Regions from separate parts of the Homo sapiens genome. Here region 2 is linked to region 1. A link is a loop called in an ENCODE intact Hi-C map of the cell type or tissue named here. Cell type or tissue: B cell. All regions are shown on one strand. Links, peaks and the distances in the headings refer to the core of each region. The heading gives the core; the rest is flanking DNA.

The links. Peaks named below come from ENCODE experiments on the same cell type or tissue, not always from the same donor. Only the 100,000 strongest peaks of a DNase experiment are listed, where the experiment ranks them.
Region 2: it touches region 1 in a loop (9-fold over the local background); 2 of 110 quality-filtered maps call a loop at or near these places.

What each region holds. Positions count from the first base shown.
Region 1 is chr9:305,807-308,306 of GRCh38, forward strand. All of the region lies in intron 5 of DOCK8 (dedicator of cytokinesis 8), which reads left to right. Among named protein-coding and RNA genes, the nearest start is that of DOCK8-AS1, 91 kb to the left of the region's middle. In B cell, for the core only: a CTCF peak has its summit at 1,324; a DNase peak (open chromatin) is centred at 1,325; H3K27ac peaks cover 856 bases.
Region 2 is chr9:175,388-181,673 of GRCh38, forward strand. It overlaps ZNG1A (Zn regulated GTPase metalloprotein activator 1A), which reads right to left and starts at 3,669. Exons shown (of 15, transcript NM_018491.5): 1 at 3,429-3,669; 2 at 311-397. The coding sequence starts at 3,582. In B cell, for the core only: CTCF peaks have their summits at 645 and 1,094; no DNase peak of the experiment used is centred there.

The DNA of each region.
Region 1 (2,500 bases), core at 1-2,500:
CAAAAGTTAAGCTCTATACACCTATGCTCACAGCAGCATTATTCACAGCAGCCAAAAAGTAGAAGCAGCCCAAGTATCCATCCATAATGAATGGATAAACAAAATGTGGTCGCCAGGGGCTGGGGGAGGGAGGAGTAGGAAGTTATTGTTTAATGGGTAGAGTTTCGGCATCCCAAGATGAACAGCATTATGGAGATGGATGCTGGTGATGGTTATACTGCAGTGTGAATGTGTTTAACACTACTGAGCTGTCCAACCTGCCCATTTTATAGATGAGAAAAATAAAATTGAGAAGAAAAAATTTGTTCAAGTTTGCACAGAACTTCTTGTAAACTAATATAGTTTTCAGCTTCCATGTGTCTTCATAATACAGGAATCTCACCATGCTGGAAATGATTCGAGGTTTTTAAATAATACTAATTTTTCAGACAAGGTGGTCCCCCTAAAGCAAAGCCCACTACTTACTTGGAGCTTCACAGTAGAATCAGCCATCATTTCCAGCGCTAAATATGACAGGCTTACTGAGGGATAGAATACCTGGATGCTCTGCTCTATGGGAGATTTAAGGAATTTTTCATCAGTAATTTTGACTGAATTCCATTTTCACCCTACATGCTGACCAATTAAATTGTTCCTCTTAATGTTAGTCAGATAGAAGCCACGGTAGGTATTTCAGCAGAAGAAATTTAACACAGGGAATTGATTAAACCGGTTTTGGAGGTCTGAGAGAACCAAAAGGGAAAAATGGAGGCTATCCTAAAATCGTCATTATGGGAAACAGCACACCAGCCTGGGGCTGGGGTATACGGCAGTGGTTCTCCACTTCAGCTTCATCAGAATCTCCCAGAGGGTTTGTTCAAATATAGGTTGCTGGGCCCTGTCTGCTGGAATTTCTGATTCAGTAGGTCTGGAGGGTGAACCTCATACTTTTTAATTAGCATTTCCTAAGTGATGCTGATGCTGCTGGTCCCAGGACCACAATTTGAGGACTGCAGGTCTAGGGGAAGATCTTGGAGTTGTCAGAACGTAGAAGCTCAGAAGAGGAGCCTGAGAGCAAGGACTGAAATCCCTGAGAAGGTACTGCCCAGCTGGTGGTGTTGTCTCAAGATCTCAGAGGGAAAAACCTCATGAAGCCTGGACTCACGCCTCACAGGAGGAGAAATTGCCCGGCTGGTGCTGGTACCTTCAAGGAGGTAAGATAAGGGTGATTCTGGAAGTACCAAAAGAACCTGAAGGCTAGAACCAGCTGTCACTACGAAGGTGAGAGGAATAGCAAGAGGAAGGAGCCAGGCCCTTTGACCTCCTTGAACCATCCGGTAACCCTGTAGTGCTCCCTATTGACAGAACCTAAAGGGAGCAGCAGACACAGCGGAAATATGATTTGCTGACCTAGCATCAAAGAACAAGGCATAAAAGGGTGAATTTGGAGCCCAGAAACAATAGGTGAAGACCAGCGTACACACAAAGCACACGCTTTCCTGCAGCATACTAGCAGAGAACTCAAGTCACTGTGTTGTGTGTGGTTTTTTTTGTTTTTTTTTTTTTTTTTTTTTTTTTTTTTTTTTTTTTTGAGATGGAGTTTTGCTCTTATTGCCAGGCTGGAGTGCAATGGCATGATCTCGGCTCACTACAACCTCCGCCTCCCAAGTTCAAGCGATTCTTCTGCCTCAGCCTCCCGAGTAGCTGGGATTACAGACATGCGCCACCACGCCTGGCCAATTGTGTATTTTTAGTAGAGACAGGGTTTCTCCATGTTGGTCAGGCTGATCTCGAACTCCTGACCTCAGGTGATCCACCCACCTTGGCCTCCCAAAGTGCTGGGATTACAGGTGTGAGCCACCGCACCCGGCCCACTGTCTGTGTTTAAGAGCCAACTTGATCATATGATCCAGCAGTCTCACTACTAGATATATGTCCAGAGGAAAGGATATCAGTATATCAAAGAGACATCTGCACTCCCATGTTTATTGCAGCACTATTCACAGTAACCAAGACGTGGACTCAACCTAAGTATCCATCAGCAGAAGAATGGATAAAGAAAATGTGGTATGTATACACGATAGAATACTATTCAGCCATAAAAAAATGAAGTCCTGTCATTTGCATCAACATGGATGAGTCTAGAGGATAAGTGAAATAAGCCAAGCACAGTAAGACTAATACTGCATGATCTCACTTATATGTGGAAGATAAATAAGTTGATCTCATAGAAGTAGAGGGTAGAAGTGGTAACTAGATGCTGGGAAGGATGGATGGAGAAGGGAATAGAGAGGTTGGTTAACGGTTACAAAATTATAGCTAGATAGGAGGAATAAGTTCTAGTATTTGATAGTACTGTAAGGTGACTAGAATTAATAATAATTTATTCTGTGTTTCCAAATAGCTAGAAGAAAGGATTTTGAATGTTCCCAACACAAAGAAATGATAATTGAGGCAATGGGTACACTAATTACCCTGATTTGATCATTACACATTGTACACAGGTATTGAGATATTACAC
Region 2 (6,286 bases), core at 97-2,596, 130 kb before region 1:
AATAAAATAAAAAATAAACGTTTTTTCATATGTCTAGATTTTTACTTCTGGAGTCATTTATTTCATGTAAAAATGTAGTTTAATTCTGTTAATAAGAATTCCAAAGTTATACAAAATAAAATTTTATTAAAACTAATTTCAGTATCTCAACCCATATAAATCTTAACAGAAATTAATCCAACTTTTCTAAAGCTATCCACATCAATACAATACCTTGCATTTTCATTTTTAAATATGGAATATCAATTCACCAGAGGAATAAACAGTCACACAAAATCTTGCAACATGACATTTATTGAACTTTACTTACCTTCCCCAAATTCATTTAAAATGACCGCTACTCTTTTACTATGTTGCTCTGTCAAAATATAGTTCAGAAGTGTTGTCTTCCCAGCACCTATAAAACATATTTTTTGTAAATAAAAAAATTCAAAATAATTTTAAAGATACAAAAAACATATAAAGAATCCTAACGTTTTTGAGAATTTGCGTGCTATTTTTCATATATTATTTTAGCATAGAATATCCTAGAGGATAAGATTAAAGCATCCTTCGAAACCTGTTGCAAAATACTTTATGTAGACATAAAATTTTATAAATATTTACAAACACTCCTACAAGTTGAAACAGCTTCTTCAACCTAGCCTAACCTTCCCTAAAATTTACACACAATCTTTTATTTATAATGACCTTTTATTTCAACATTAACAAGACGCAACTTCAGGCTGACTATATGGCTACTTATAGTATGCTTTAAACAATCTATAAAAGTTTTTATGAAATGGGGAATAGAGCCAGGTAGTGTCAACAATGGACAGAATGTTCAGTAAGATAAATTCATAAAGCTATACCAACTTTATCCAGCAGGTGGCATATAAAACCCAATATGTCAATCTCCAGTAGAAAAAAAATAGTCTTGTGAACCGTACACACTAAAATTCATAGAGGAAAAAAAGAAAATCCTAACTGCATAGTATTGTAGTTCAATTGTATGACTATATCATTTCTTTATCTTTTTTTTTTGTTGGACATTTGGTTTGTTTCCAGTGTTTTACTATTACAGTGCTGCTAAAAACTTTTACATGTAGGCTATACATGTCTTCTGAAATACATTAAGTTTTCTAGTATATAACTAGATCTTCCTATAACTAGGAAGATTTTACGGAGTATTAGGGTATTAATATCTTTTAGGTCATATTCCTTTCAAAGCTTTTTAACAGATGAAGGCTTATATTTAGAGTACTTTAGGAAGCTCAACATCACAAAAATATGAAGTATAGAATGGAAGAGAGAGACTTAGGGCAATGAGGAAAATCTTAAAACCAGTCCAAGCCTGAGACAGAGGCCCTGAACATGAGTGTTTCACAGGGCAGTGATGTGAAAACTGAAAGGAAAGGGTGAATGTAAGAAATCTTCTAAGAGAAGATTTACTAGGGCTTTTTAACCATATTATGAAAAAAAAAAACACTTTAAGACATAGCTCATTCATTCGAAGGTTTCTAATACGTTACAAATTTATGCTGGGCCTTGGTGAAAAAGTGAACAAGATAGTCTCTGCCTTCATAGAGCTTAGAAATATCAAGGGAAGGGGGGAATGGAGGGGAATTCAGTGAATAAGGAGGCAATTATGTCACAGGGTGACATATTCAATAGGAGATGCACAAATTGCTATGGAGAACCTAAGAGGGACATCTAGCCAGAGGAGTCACAGTAAAAAAGTACCTATTCCAAGGGGCTAAAACACTTGGCACCTTTGAAGTAACATTAGTTCATTGTGCGGGGCCAATTTGGCAGGCTGGAAAGGTTGGCAAGATCCAGATCCTACAGGTCCTTGTAATTCATGTTAAGGAATTTGGATTTTAACCCATAGGGATGCCACTGAAAGGTGTGACGCAGTCGGATTGACATTTATAAAGATCATTAAGGCTAACATGCAACGAATAAATTAAAGGGCAGCAAGACTCCAGATTAGTCAGGAGGCTTTTAGAGTATTCCAAATGGTTGGGATCACAGAAGCAGGATTTGGGGGGATGGTAACAGACGAAGTTTCAGACATGTTAAGTTTTAAGTTGTAGGACATCAAAATAGAAATTACACAGGTGTGTAGCTAAAGATGGACAAAGGGGGAAGGAGGAGGGAGCCTTAAAAAGAAGCCAGAGAAGCAGGTGGAAAAATCAGAAGAAAAATGTAGTAGAAGCCAAAAGAACAGCGTTTCAAAAAGGGAAAATGGTCAGGGATAGGAGTGAAACTATCCCTAGATTCAGCAACAAGGTTGCTGGTATTAATTCTCACTCCTGAGCTTCAGATCATTTTCTCCAGTGATCTACTGACCTACCAGTGAGCAATACGGGAAAGGCCCGAGCGGCACGTTTGAAATACATTGTTTTGGACAAGAAATTTGTTCATCTTCTCAGCAGAGCAGCCTCTGAATAACTGTGGGGAAACGCCAAAAATAAATTCCTTTATAAAATTACTTCCGAGCAAAAAACGGGAATAAACTTACAGTCTACAAAGTTTTTAAAAAAAACAAAAGCAGTTATTTCTTATTTTTACATAAAAGGTCACGAAGTGGCCCAAGTCTGTACCTGTCTCTAGCAACAACTAGGAATATTATTTCCCGGAAACAGTATTTTATTTATATTTCTTAACTTTTTCCAAACTTCTAATACAGCCATATATTTGTTCTAGCCCTTCTATTTAACTGTAAGGTTTAAAAATATATTTCTCAAACTTTTCCAGTAAGAAACTTCTAGTGTAAGTGCATAAACCGCCCTTCACGAAACTACCAAGTTCACAAACTTGTGGTTTCGAGTATCCCTGTACACTCTAAACGTTCTTAGTTTGAGAAATAGTCTTGGAGGACAGAGATTTTATTCTTACTTCCTACGCAGTGGTTTACAAACAGACCTCAAAAAAAAAGTGTTTAAGATAGGAGCGCTCCCTGCCAGCTGGCTGGAGGACTCTGGCTCGTGGGGAAGGGGAATCTACTGACGAAAGCCCCACGTGTCGGGCATTTTACAGACGGGACATCCTTTAATGGCAACAGGTAGGTGGTTCCGGCCCTGTTTCACAGGTGACAGGTATTTCTCCATTTTCAGGTGAGGTAGATGAGCGTCAGGAAGGTAAGATAACTTGGTAAGAGGTCACAGAGACAATTAGGGGGGCGTGTCTTAGCGTCAAAGCCTTGCTTCAAAGGCTAACTTTCCATCTCACTTGAGAAATGGGAATCTAACGCAGAGGGGGCCGGGCATCATTAACTCCCAAGATGAGAGGCAACCCATACGAGAAGCAAGTGACCCAGCCCCGACCTCGAAGACATTTGCTCTTGATCATGAGGCCCCAATGCCTCAGGAGAAGAGGCACCGGCAGCCCGCAAAATCCCATGACACCAGAGGTCACGCCATTTTGTGACTGGGATGGTTAGTTACCTAAATACCCGGTGATAATTGTGACTGGGATCTTGGCGCCGAGGCCAGACTTTTCCTCCTCCTCGCTTTGCGTCGTCTCAATGGGAACCAATTCAGGACAATCCTCCTCCGCAGGATCCTCCTCCTCATCCGCAGATCCAACAGCCGGTAACATTCCGGCCTACAGCACGTCCCTACCTCAGCTGAACCGCTGGGACCAACACGCCGTACCGCAGCCGCGCACGCCCAGCACGCCACTCCCGGCCTGCCCGGGGCCTGACGTCATCACATCGCGACGCTCGCTGATCCCGCCCGGATTACCTGGGCTCTGGACGAGAAGCGCCTCGCCCCTTAGCCACACCCCCCGGGGAGGTGGGCTCTCCCCGACGACAGCTGGACACGCCCCTGGGCGTGTTCTGTGAACCTGAGCGACGCTGCGGAGAGTCCCTAGGGCGCACTAACCACCTGTCTGAAGGTGTCACTGGCGCCTAGAGCCTTAATAAGCTACTGGCTGTAGGTAGAGCTGAGGCCAGTCTGCTGGAAATCTGGAGTGGGTAGCCTGACCTAACCAGTTCCCACAGGGCATAGATTTTATCACCTTGATTTTTTAGTCTCGTTAAAAAAAAAAGTTTTAATTCATAGGGGAAAGAATGGAAGGTTATAACATTATAATTTTAATTGTAATTTTTATACCTGAAGGATAACCAGTGACACTTTTTTCTTTTTTTATTATTACATATTATATATGTAATTCCAAATTTTTAGTATTCATGCATCACTTTTATTTACTTTTTTCTCATTATTTATTTGGACCTCAGGTAACCTAAGTTCATTAATCATATTTGCTGGTGCATGACACTCTCATCACTAATCCATAGATAGCCCTTCTTTCTAATATAAATTTATAGTGAACTCCTTTGACGTCATTCCTAACGTAAAAGCATTACCAGTAAGTTACACGTACCTATGTGCACCGCCCCTGCTTCCAATCCACAGCCTGCCCCATAAGATAGTAACAACAGTCATGAATTGGTTCTGGATTGCTGATCATTCCCTGTTTTCTTTTTAATTTTATCACATATCCCACGTACGTACTTAGAGAATATGTTGTTTAATTTTGGGTGTTTTTGAGCTTCATAAAATTATCCATATAATATATAAACTCCTGAGGCTTGCTATACTTTTCAGCATCACTGCTGTCTTGTATTCTATTGTGTGGCTACACGGCAATTTATTCATTTCCTCTCAATTGTTCCAGGTTTTGCTCTTATGAACAGGGCTGCTATGAACATTTTTCCTGATATATGTGTGTGCAACTTCCTCTTGAGTGTCTGTGTAAGAGTTGAATTGCTGGGTCCTAGATTATTCAAATGTTTTACTTCACAAGAAAATGCACAATTATTTTTCAAAATGTTTGTACAAATTGATACATTTTCCCAGCAAATTATAAGAGATCTCATTGGTCTGTAGGTCAATATTATCAGGCATGCATTTTTCACCAATCAATTGTGTACAAAAGAAGACTTCATTGTGATCTTCATTTGCATTTCCTTGATTACTAACAAGGTTGAGAATCTTTTCATGTGTTTTGGCAATATTTAATTCTTAGAATGACCCTGTAGAGTGTTATCCCTCTTTCAAACATGAGGCACCAAGAGTTAAGTTACTTGTCCAGGTTAGGTCATAAAAATCTATCTGATGCACAAGTAGAATGTTTTACTACTATCCTGATGCCAAATAAAAGGTTGACTTTTCCTTCCTTCTCTGAAATTCCCCATAAAATATACTGTGTGTATTCCATTAGTTCTACTGATAAGGACATATAACTTGAAAGTATTTATCACGCCTTTTGCAGAACACAGTTAAGACAGAGGGTTTATATTTGTGCAAATGAGTATATTATATTCACACATACACTCGGTCTGAGAAATCAGGTCTTGAATGCTTTGCCAGCTTTGACAATGTAACCATGAACCAGCTGAGGAAGAAATAAGGCAAATACCTTAGGCGTGGTGGTTCAGTTCACTTTATTCTACCAAAGGAGAGAAGCTGTGATGGGTAGCCCAAAATAGATAGCTTACACCCTAAACACAATGGTTCATAAGCTTTTTCGTTTCAGGAATGCTATGAAGTATTGATTTTTTTGGCAACCTAAGGGAAGGAGTAACATTGCACCCACAGGCATCACACTATTTGCTTGATGTCCCTTCAGCACTGCATTACTGCCTGAATAGCAGCTATTACAGCCCTCACCACCTTCTTTGACATATTTTTTAAAGTACATTCTTGTGGGTTCCCAATATGGCACTGGCTGAATGTTATACTAAAATCCCTCTTTCTGTTTTTTGAGACAGGGTCTCACTCTGTCGCCCAGCATGGATTGCATTGGCACGATCACAGCTCACTGCAGTCCTAAACTCCTGGGCTCAGGTGATCCTCCCATCTCAGCCTCCCAAGTAGCTGGGACTCCAGTCATATGCCATTACATCTGGCTAATTTTTCTTTTTCCTTTTGGTAGAGACAGGGTCTCACTATGTTGTCCAGTCTGGTCTAAAGTCTCATCTCTAACAATGAGCAGCCTGTAACCTATGAGGCCAGCTCAGTCAAGTTGACCAAATAGCATTGTTGTAACAGTATGTAGCCTCAGTGACAGCAAAATAAGTTTTACACATTGGCCAAAAATTAAATGCACCACAAATATCTATCAACTGATAGACAACTAAAATGTGACAAATGGATAAACAAAATATGATCTATCCGTACAATGGAAAATTATTTGGCAATAAACAGGAAAAAGGACTGATACCTGCTACTACATGAACCAATCTTGAAAACATTATGGTAAGTGAAAAAGGCTATTCACAAAAGACCACACGTTG